3 separate regions of the Homo sapiens genome follow, and all the other regions are linked to region 2. Evidence: chromatin loops called from intact Hi-C (ENCODE). Cell type or tissue: heart left ventricle. All regions are shown on one strand. Each heading gives the region's core, and the rest is flanking DNA. Links, peaks and the distances in the headings are about the cores only.

Region 1 (4,328 bases), core at 735-3,234, 230 kb before region 2:
AATCAAGGTAGAATTTTAAGTAATGTGTCTAAGAAGACCTCTCTAGTGAGGTGACATTTGAACAGAAGCTTGAAGAATGGAGAGGGAACCACCCATCTCTCTGGCAGAGGAAGCAGCAAGTGCAAAGGCCCTAAGGTGGGAGGTGGAAGCCAGGAGGCCAGGGCGGCTAAAGTGGAATGAGCCAGAAGAGGGATAGCGGATGAAATCAGAGACATCTGCAGGGCATAGCCGCTCAGGGTGGCGCCGTAGACTGTTGTCAGGACTCTGGCTTTTATTCTGTATGAGATATGGGGTCATTAGAGGGTTTTCATCAGAGGAGTGACACAAGCCTGTTTATACTATCAAAGAATCATTCGGGCTGCTATGATAAGAGCAGAATTGCTGGGGATAGTGGTGGTTGCATGAGGACAGAAGCAGAGGGATAAGTGAGGAGTTGTTGCATTAAGTCAGGTGTAAGATAATGTGGGCTTGAACCCTGGTGATAGACTTGGGATTAAGAGGTTAAGACATGGTTAAATTCTGGATATATTTTGAAGATGGAACTGACAGCATTGGCTGATGAGTTGGACGTGGGGTGTGAGGAAAGAGAAGTCAAGGATGATGCCAAGACTGTGGGAGAACAGATTTAGAAGAATTAGTTCAACTTTTAAAGTACTCAGTTTAAAATGACTGTTATAGGCCAGGGGTGGTGCCTCATGCCTATAATCCCAGCATCTTGTGAGGCCAAGGCAGGTAAATTGCTTGAGCCCAGGAGTTTGAGACTAGCCTGAGTAACATGGTGAAGTCCCATCTCTACAAAAACATACAAAAATTTTCTGGGCGTGGTGGCACATGCCTGTAGTCCCAGCTACTCAGGAGGCTGAGGTGGGAGAATCACTTGAGCCCAGGAGATAGACCCTGCAGTGAGCTGTGATTGCACCATTGCCCTCCAGCCTGGATGACAGAGTGAGACCCTGTCTCAAAATAAATAAATAAAACAAAACAAAACAAAATGACTATTATATACCAAGTGGCTGTGTCAAATGACGCAAAGTGCTAGGCATAGGAGGCACTTGATACCTGTGTGCACATGTGTGTATGTGTATACATGTATGTGGCACATTTCATATGTGCATGTATGTATGTATGTTGTGGTTAGAACTACGTCCACCTCTTGGTGGCTGTGTGATCTTGGTGAGTCACCCAGCCTCTCTGGAATACAGAGATAACAGAGCCTACTTCACAGGGCATGGCGATTTTAAAACATGTCCACAATTTTTTGATTTTCCCCTTAAAAAACGGTGATGTCCAATTCCTCTCCCTTTGCATACAAGCAGGCCTTAGTGACCGGCTGCTAATGAGTGGAATGCGGCAGAGGTGGTACAAAAAGACTTCCAAGGCCAACTTAGAAAAACTTCCTCCTGGCTCTCACTCTGAGGACACTCGCCCCGGGAACCCAGCCACTATGTTGTGAAAAAGTCCAGGCCACAAGGAGAGGCCACATGGAGGTGTTCTATCTCACAGCACCAGCTAAGGTTCCAGCATCCACTGCCAGACTTGTGAGTGACAGCCCTCAGGTGATTCCAGTTGTCCCAGCAAATGCCAGATGGAGCAGACATGAAATGTTCCTGCCAAGTCCTGCCCAGGTTACAGGTCTGAGGGCAAATGGATGCTGCTCTTTTGGGTTGTGTGTTATACAGCAGTAGGGAGTTGGAACACTGGGAAATTGCTAAAGCATTTTGTACACTGGAAAGCCAGCTACAGAAATGGCTCATTAGTTGGTAGGCATCCTGAGCTACTCACTAGTGACTCCAGTTAAGTCTTCCAGAGCAGAATGTCATCTCAGGCCAGGCTCTGACTCCTTCCAGCACCAGGTGGCACTACAGTCATATCTGGCCCCTTATTTCCTCCTGCCCATCTTATGTCAGATCCTCACGCTCTCTCTCTCTCTCTCTCTCTCTCTCTCTCTACCACAGCATTGAACTTCTTCAACATGCTGCACCCACCTATGCCTCTGTGTCTTTTCTCATACTGTTCCTTCTGTCTAAACCACTTTTTCCTCCGTGGCCCCCCGGACGTCAATTCCCAGCCACCTCCTTCCCTCTCCTCTGGGCCTCACTTCACCCAGTCTCATCTAAAACAGGATCCAAAACCTTCTTGTAGGAAGAGCTTCTTTCCACTTCCCTAAAGGCTTGAGATCTGCGGGGAGGGGAGAGCACTTCCCAGAAATATGCAGGGCACAGTGACTTTTAGCACTGAAGTCCCAGAAGATGGGAGAAGGCGGAGGAGAGGTGGTACCTCCAGTGGCTGATGGAGAGGGAGGAGAGGAGGAGAGGGGAGGAGGGGTCGGGACAATCTGTGGGAGTTTGTGAAAGCAATTTTCAGTAATCAGATCATCTCCAGCCCCCTGGAAAGTGTTCCCACCAAGTTTTGTTTTTTGTTTTGTGTGTGTGTGTGTGTGTTTTTGTTTTTGTTTTTGTTTTGAGATGGAGTCTCGCTCTATCACCCAGGCTCAAGTGCAGTGGCACGATCTCGGCTCACTGCAACCTCTGCCTCCTGGGTTCAAGTGATTCTCATGTCTCAGCCTCCCAAGTAGCTGGGATTACAGGTACCTGCCACCACGCCCGGCTAATTTTTGTATTTTTTTTCTTTTTTATTTATTTTGTTTGGTAGAGACATGGTTTCACCATGTTGGTCAGGCCGGTCTCAAACTCCTGACCTCAAGTGATCTGCCCGCCTCGGTCTCCCAAAGTGCTGCAATTATAGGTGTGAGTCACCCACCAAGTTTATCCCAGGGCATGTCTCACTTATGCTAAAAGCAAGTCCATTCCCACAGTAGCCCCACTGCCTTGCTGACCCCCAGGGTCTCTCCACACTCCTCTGTGGAGCTTATCCACCCTTCTGAGCCTGATTTCACACAGCTGCTCCTGCAAGGCACAGCTGATCTCTGCAGATGCCTGCAGCCATGCTGCCAGGGAGCCCAGGCAGTATGCTGCTCCCACTCTGCTGCTGGGCAGAGCATGCACAGCTGCCACTTCCTGCTGCTCCATGGGGTGCCTGGTCCTTCACCTGCCAGACCTCACAGCTCTCCGAGCCCCCAAGATGGTGCGTAGTGCCAGGAAGCAGAACAGGGGAGAATGGCTCTGCATTTGTTTTCCAGGGCTGCGGTAACAAAGTTCCACTCCCTGGGTGGCTTAAATAACAGAAATGTATTCTCTCACAGTTTGGAAGGCTGGAAGTCTGAGATCAGGGTGTCAGAAGGCTCGGTTCCTTCTGGGGGCTGTGCGGAAAGGCTCTGTTCCAGGCCTCTCTCCTTAGCTTGTCAATGTTCATCTTCTCCCTGCTTCCCTTCACATGGTCTTCCCTCCATGTGGCCTAGCTTTGGGTTCAAACTGACCCTTTTTATAAGGACACTGATCATATTGGATTAGGGTCCACCCTAATGACTTCATTTTAATTGCCTCTGCAAAGACTACCTCCAAATAAGGTCACATTTTGAGGTGCTGGAGTCAGGACTCCAACACATCTTTTTTGGGGGAATACAATATGATCCGTAACATGCTCCTTCCCTTTGTATTACAGCGTTGATCTCGAGGCCATAGACCTCATTCATTCGAACGAGGCCACAATAGCATGTGGACACACATCATGCTAGCTCAGTATTGCCCCACGCACAAACCAGGTAACTGCAGGGCTCAGAACCATCACGAGGTTGCTTTGCCCCTCAGTGTCTTTGGGAATTCCTGCACTGTCTAGGCCAGGCAGGGCCACTGCTCACGCCACCTCTTCCACGATGGCCTTTGACTTCACTCTGGTGCTCCACGTGGTGGATGTTCATATGGCACCACTTGCTCTAAGGTACCTCTTCAAGTTCTGTATAACTGCTGCCTGACACCCCTCGCAAATCAATGCCTGGGACCCTGATCCTGGGCCTTGCCTTTTTATTCCAAAAAGGATAGAGAAACTGATCTACCTCCCCTTAGAGGAGAACCACAGCAGAATTGCTCAAGTCCTGAGGTGGTACATTATCTAGAAAGATGGCTATTTTTCCCCACATCTACAGATACATACAGATATTGGACCCAGAGCCACAACCCACCTCCATTCCTCAGATCCTCTGCTGAGTTCTGTTGTTCATTCCAGACTCCTTCATTCATTCAGCTACTATTTACTGAGTCCCTAATATGTTTGAGAGACCTAATAATAACTACATGTATTAGTTTCCTATTGCTGCTATAACAAATTACCACAAATGTAATGGTTACAGGCAATATAAATGTATTCTCTCCCAGCCCTGGAGGTCAAAAGTCCAAAAAGGGCATTCTTCTGGAGGCTTGAGGGGAGAATCC
Region 2 (4,328 bases), core at 795-3,294:
TATCACCAGGCTGGAGTGCAGTGGCTCAATCTCGGCTCACTGCAAGCTCTGCTTCCTGGGTTCAAGTGATTCTCCTGCCTCAGCCTCCTGAGTAGCTGGGACTACAGGCACACGCCACAACACCCAGCTAATTTTTGTATTTTTAGTAGAGACGGGGTTTCACCATGTTGTCCAGGATGGTCTTGATCTCCTGACCTCGTGATCCACCCACCTCAGCCTCCCAAAGTGCTGGGATTACAGACATGAGCCACCGTGCCCAGCTGGGAAACTCCTGTTTTTAAAACCATCAGATCTCATGAGACTTATTCACTCTCAAGAGAACAGCACAGAAAAGACCTGCCCCCATGATTCAATTACCTCCCACCAGGTCCCTCTCACAACACATGGGAATTCAAGATGAGATTTGGGTGGGGACACAGCCAAACCACATCACTAGGGTACTCAAAGAAGGCCTCTATGAGAGGTAACACTTGACTGCCAAACTGAATGATGAGAAGGAAACAGCCATGTGAAGATGTAGGTTCTTCCAGACAGATTAAGCAGCAAATGCAAGTGCCCTGAGGCTGAAATGAGCTTGGTAGCTTTGTGCAATAGAAAGAAGGCAGGATGACACTACAAGGTAGATAACAGCTAGCTATTAGAAGTCCTGGCAAAGAGTGTGGATTTCAGGCACAGTAGGAAATTACTGGAAAATTTTACACAAGCAGTGGCATGATGTGATTCATGTTTTTAAAAGATCACTCTGGCGAATGTGGAGAAATATTCATGGGAAGCAAAACTTGAAGCAAGGAGATCAGTGATATGACTATTTGCAGTAATGTAGATGAGAGATGCTGGCAGCCTGGACTAGGGTGCACTGCAAATGAAGAGAAATAGATGGATCTGAGATATATTTTGGAGGTAGGATGTACAGGGCTTGTTTCTAGGTTAGAAATAGGGTTGGTGGGGGGCCAAAAGGACTTGAGCAATTGGATGGATGGAGATGGGGAAGTATGGGGAAGGTATAGTTTTGGAGATAAAGGTCAAGCATTCCATTCTGATGCCATTTCCATGGTATACAAACAGCATTAATTTGATGGCTTTTGGTTGCAAGTGTCAAACTGGCTTAAGCAAACATGAGAAATTGTTGGCTAGTACTCTTGGGAAATACAGGCTCATGGACAGCTCATGAACCTATACTGGGCACCGTAACTGTCCTCAGAACACACATACTACCTCACTCTTTCTTTCTGTCTCCTTGTCGCCCTCTTCCTCCTCCACCTGCTTCTCCTTTTTCTCTCTACCTTCTTTGCTGGGATGATTTAATCCTCCACCCATGGAGGAAACTGTCTACAGTAGGAAGAAAGGCAGCCTTCCCACAGCCTATCCACTGCATCCTACTGCCCATCCACTGCATCCTACTGCCCCATCGTTCATGCTGGGTGAGATTATCCATCTGTTTAACCCTCTAGGAACAGATCAGACACACCTTAAAGTTAAGGACCAGTTCTTACTCCCTCTGAAACACCAGCTTAGTGAAATGAAAAATGAATTGTCTTTGGAATGAGCCAGTACCTGGCTCTGACATTTAGTAGTTGCTTGACCTTGGACAGCTCACTTAACCTCTCTGAGACTTATTTTCCTTATGTAAAAACTAGTGATTACAAATATATACTTGCGCAAGCTGTGAGGATTAAATAAGATCTTGATGAGAAATGCCTGGTATAGTTTGGGCACTCTATGTTTTGAAAACTATGGATATACAAAGACGGCAGCAACCCTGTGGGTATAATCTTGGTGATGTGGGTGTGGAGGAGTGAGGCTGGACTGGTTCCTGGCAGCAGGGAGGAAAAGCCAGTTTGGGACAGGGGTGCCTGAAACTCACTGTGCAGTTTCCTTGGGCAGGCCCACCCCAAACCTGGCTTCAGCCCAAGCCTGCCTGATGGGGGCCCTTCCCAGGATCCCCACCCACAGTCAGGACAGGTCCTGGCCCGTACCTCACTCCTCTGCCTGCGGCTGGGGTTTGCTTAAGCCTCTTACATTCCGGAGGGATTGATAGGATTCCAGAAGCCACACCCACCACCCACTGCCAATCCCAGGGTTAGGAGAGAAACACCGGGTCTTGCCCTCCACGCCTCGGGCTGATGGTCGGCACCCCGCCCCCCAGCACCACCCTTCACATACACACATGGCCCTGTCTCTTCTTCACAGAACAGCACAACTTTAAGGAACCCCAAGGAGCCCTGCCACCCTCTTTCTGCTGACCCTTGCCCTGTCAATCTGATGGGCCACACCCTTCCACATTCCCCACAGAGCATCAACCAGTTTCATTCCTTTCCTCCCTACGAAACCCACAAATTCAAAGAACTTGCCCAGAATTCGTGGCATTAGGAGAACCATGGCTATAGGGTGACCTAACGGTGGCTGAATGTACCCACACCCGCTGGGTTGCTTCACCCAGATTATAGCTCCAAAGACTCTGGGTTCCTGGGACCCCATGTTGGAAAACACTGTTGGACAGATGGGGAAACTGAGGACCAGAGAGCAAAAGGAACTCACCCAAGTCATAGTCAGGCCTGGCTGGGCAGTGGTAGAACCCAGGCCTGCGATGCTGCAAGCCAGACAGACTCCTGAGGCCTGCCCTCAGGACAAATCAGCCACAGATGGCGCCTCCACACCCACAGAGGCACCTTCTGGTGGGTGCATGACATAGTCCAACATGACTGTAGGGGGGTGGGTTTGAAGGAACTGGGGACAAACAGATGGCTCTGCCCTGACTCCCTGACTCCTCAGTGTGGCCTAGGACAAGTGGCTTAACCTCTCTGAGCTTCTGCGTCCACATCTTAAAGTGGAGATCAATCACAAGGTAACTGAGGGTTAGAGGATGTAATGCTTGTAAAGAGTTTAGCAGGAGGCCCAGCATATGGTAAGCAATCTACAAACAGCTGTTATTGCTATCATTATTAATAAAAACAATGGAATAGAAGTCTATAATCCTGCCTTAGCCATGGCACCAGATTGGAGATTGAGGGAAACTCAGGACAGGCCCCCAAACCCCCCACTGCAGAGTCCTGTGACCTTACAACCCCTTCCCTGCCCACCTTTCCTTCCCTACAAAGCCCACAGCCTCCGGGGCCTGGGCCCAGCACTCACCTTCTGCTCCACTGCGCTCTCCCTCTGCTGGCTCTGATGATTCATCCACCCCCAGGCCATAGTCATGCCCATCAGAAACCCATTTTTCCAGTTTCCCCTTCTGAGCCAGGGGCCTCTTCGGCCATGCCTTGTTCCCAGTATAAGGGAGGAGTAGGGGGCCCTGAGCTGGAAAAGGGTATCTAGGGGGAGTTGGGGTAGCAAGGAGGAAGACGGGAAAGGAAGTAAGGACAGAAACAATTTCCTCCCTTGGCTTGAATTAGTCTAGAGCAGCTCTGATCCCTGGGCAGGGATAGACCCAGGTTTTTCAGGTGTGAGAGATGGGGAGAGGTCAGGCTAGAGCTGTGATTTGCCACTGCTGAAAGCATCCTGGAAGTCCCTCCAGCACCTCAAACTCAGCAGAATTCAAGCAGAACTTACCCCATGTCAAAACTGCCCCTACTCCTTGGCTGTCCACACAGTCCCTCAGATAGGAAACCTGGGCATGCCCCGTCTCACCCCTCTCCTGGCCAGCACATCTCACCCACGGCCATGTGCTGGCCTTTTCTGCCTGGGAACACCATATCTTCCTGTTGGGCCCTGCTGCCCATGCTACCTGGTTAGGTCTTCACGAGTCCTCCCCTTCCTCGCTGGGCTCCTGCCCTGCAATCTCCCTCCATACTACCCAGTGAATCTTTCTTAGACACAGAATTAATCAAACATGTGGGCAGGCTTGAGACAGCAGGAGCCAACTTGTCTCTGGTCCGCCGATGAATGAATGGCGGGCAGAGGTTGGGAAGTGGGCTGGGCAGGCCCACTGTGGGCTCACACTCACTGAGCGCCAACCGTACACTTTACCGTCATCATACCCAGTGAAGGTGGGTACCACTGGACCCATTTCACAGATGGGGAAATTGAGGGTACAGAGGTCATGAATGTCACACCCAGCCCCCAGCCAGGAGATGACAGAGTTGGATTTTGAACTCCAGTCTAACTTCAGAGCCTGATTCTCTTCAATGTTTAGAGGTTATCTCTAGAGACTAAGGGGAAATAATTTGTGTTTGGGGCCCTTAAGGGTCAGTGAATCAAGTGGCTTCCTGAGAAAGGAAGGAAGTCTCTTGCGGGGGGGCAGGGGGTGGTGTATGTGTGTGTGTGTGTGTGTGTGTGTGTGTGTGTGTGTGTGTGTGTGTGTATGTCCAGCTCCTGGGCAGACCTGTGCG
Region 3 (2,500 bases), core at 1-2,500, 150 kb before region 2:
GCCTCCCTCCCCAGAGCAGGGCATACACCCACAGAGGAAAAAGCACAGCTGCGCTATCGCAGAGTTCTAGGGAAAGCACCCTGTCAAGGCACCAGCACATCCACACTGATGCAGAGCTAGACTCCCACGGAGGTCGAGGTGTCATGCAGAGAACACCATGGATCCTGCACCCTGCAGGATGGGATTCAGACATGAGGACGGCTCCAGGCGGTCCGCTTCCTCTGCTGTTGTTGTCTCTAGGCCCCTCTGAATCTAACTTTGACTAGAAAATGACCAAAAGGATACATCGAACTTGATCCCCTGGAGGGCAGTCTCATCTTGGCTCAGCCCTGGGTTCAGCAGTGGGTTAGACCTGGAAGGTGGTCCTAGGGCATCCATCTCGCTTCCCAGGACGCTAAGGAGGTGGTGGCTTCAGCGTATCCTGGGGATATCGGTCTCCTCTAGGATGAGCCCCTCACAGAGGGTTCTGAAGGGAACTCGGCTTTGGTGTAGCCCCAGAGCGGCTCTCCCCACCCACCCCTGCACCCAGCCTGGGTCAGGATGCAACGAGCCTCTAGAGAAAGGCAGGCGCTCCCCTTGGACTCCCCCTTCCTTTCTGCTTCTACTGTCCTGCCCTTCCTCATAGCCGCTCCTGGGCTAAACAGTTGTGTCCTGTGGCTGAGTCCACATCGAGCAGGTAAAAGGCGCCTCGTTTCCTGTGATTCCAGGCCCAGCCAGGTAACCTGGTGCAGGTAGCTAGGAGCCTAGGCGGCACTGTTCCTTTGTCCCCTCAGCTCATCTTCACGCCCACGGCCACCGTCGCTACTGTGCAGCCTGAGCTCGGCACTGGCTCCCCCGCCCGGCCCCCCACCCCCGCCCAGGTGAGGACTCCATGCTTGTGGGAGGGCAGGGGGGTGGGCACCCCTGTAGAGGGGCACTGATACTGGGGAGGGGCACAAGGAGAGGCCGGGATCAGCTAGGAAAGCAGGCGGGAGACAGGACACCCCAATGCCCCCAGGCCTGCGCGTCTACCCTGTTCCAGAAGGCCTCAGTCCCTCCTGGCTCTGTTTCGTTCCCTCAAACACAGGTCAGGAGCCAGAGGGCAGCCTGCTGAGGCCAGCATGATTTGCCAGGGAGGGGTGGGCTGTGCTACCCTCCATACTTTACACCTGCCCCAGCATAGCTGGTCTGGCTGCTGCTGCTTCATAAGTGGAAAGTCCCGCTCCGGTTACACACGGTAGTGCTGCTAGGACTCGAGAAAAATGACATGTAAGAGGGAGCAGAGACGTGTCCTGCTCTGCTAGGAGCGCACAGATACTACCGTGGCTGGGAAGATTCTGTGGGCAGCCGGGGAAGGAACCCCTAGCACTCGCATCTCCCCATCCTCATCTACGGAATGGGGAGGGTGATGGGACAGGGCTGGTAGCCGGATTTTCAGAGTCTGGCACAGCCTCCCTGTGTCCAGCAGAGGGCGCCAGGGACCGGGCTGAGTAAGCATGCCGGCCGTCTTGGAAGAGCCGGTGGCAACCTTATTCTGAGACAAGATATTTGCCCGGTGGCCTTCCTGGTCAGTTAACTTCCACTTTTGCCCTGGCCTTTTCCAGTGTGGGAAGCCCCATGCTCCCCCTCACTGGGAATTATTTCTGGGTGGTGTGCATCCAATCCTGAAAGTGTTGGGGAGGAGGGAGGGCAACAGAAGGGACAGAGCCTGGCCTCCCCACCCCTGCCCGCCCAGCTGGGCAGCAGGTCCTTCTCAGAACTCAGCCTCTTCTGCTGCTGGATGCAGTCACAGCGAACCCTCTGGCCCTCTTTAGCAACTCCACGTGCTTCTGGTTCCTCTTCTAGCCCCTAACACATTCTCTCTCTCTGATTTGACAACCTCCTGTTCTATTCAGCCATTCCTGGATCCATCCCTCTCTCCCTCTTAGTTGTATACTGGCATTGCTCCTGCCACATTCTCTGGACTCCCACAGACCCCTCTTTTCCAGGTACAGAACTTGACCCTCCGAACACAGCAGACACCAGCGGCAGCAGCCTCGGGCCCCACCCCCACTCAGCCTGTCCTGCCCAGCTTGGCCCTGAAACCCACGCCGGGCGGTAGCCAGCCTCTGCCTACCCCAGCACAGAGCAGAAATACTGCTCAGGCTTCCCCTGCAGGTGCCAAGCCTGGCATAGCTGACAGTGTGATGGAGCCACACAAGAAAGGAGATGGCAACAGCAGTGTGCCAGGGAGCATGGAAGGCCGGGCTGGGCTCAGCCGGACGGTTCCTGCTGTGGCTGCCCACCCCCTCATTGCACCAGGTAAGGTCTTCAGGAAGCAGGAATCCTTTCCCAGAAAACTCAGGGCCGTGAGTCAGGAGGAGACTTTCACACTTTCCTTTTTCCCATGGATTTGCAAAGATACCAGCCATGGATCTCTCTCTCCTCCCTCCCTATCTCAAAATGTCCATCAGCTCCTGGCTCTGTGCCATGCTTCTGGTCTAACTTTACGCAGGGCAGCCATGTTAGTTGGAATAAAGGA

What was found. A loop is a pair of places that touch in the nucleus more often than their neighbours do. Peaks named below come from ENCODE experiments on the same cell type or tissue, not always from the same donor. Only the 100,000 strongest peaks of a DNase experiment are listed, where the experiment ranks them.
Region 1: it touches region 2 in a loop (2.7-fold over the local background); 31 of 110 quality-filtered maps call a loop at or near these places.
Region 3: it touches region 2 in a loop (4-fold over the local background); 54 of 110 quality-filtered maps call a loop at or near these places.

The regions. Positions count from the first base shown.
Region 1 is chr1:33,453,534-33,457,861 of GRCh38, reverse strand. No RefSeq gene overlaps it. Among named protein-coding and RNA genes, the nearest start is that of ZSCAN20, 17 kb to the left of the region's middle. RefSeq lists an enhancer at 2,495-2,994. In heart left ventricle, for the core only: a CTCF peak has its summit at 1,833 (motif pointing right); no DNase peak of the experiment used is centred there; H3K27ac peaks cover 1,036 bases.
Region 2 is chr1:33,218,905-33,223,232 of GRCh38, reverse strand. It overlaps a transcript of ZNF362 not described here. Among named protein-coding and RNA genes, the nearest start is that of ZNF362, 35 kb to the left of the region's middle. RefSeq lists enhancers at 2,306-3,090, 3,225-3,825. In heart left ventricle, for the core only: no CTCF peak of the experiment used is centred there; a DNase peak (open chromatin) is centred at 1,934.
Region 3 is chr1:33,366,896-33,369,395 of GRCh38, reverse strand. PHC2 (polyhomeotic homolog 2) reads left to right here. Exons shown (of 15, transcript NM_001385109.1): 6 at 774-860; 7 at 1,968-2,280. Among named protein-coding and RNA genes, the nearest start is that of PHC2-AS1, 18 kb to the right of the region's middle. RefSeq lists an enhancer at 1,758-2,500. In heart left ventricle, for the core only: CTCF peaks have their summits at 1,234 and 1,444 (motif pointing right); a DNase peak (open chromatin) is centred at 1,455; H3K27ac peaks cover 1,199 bases.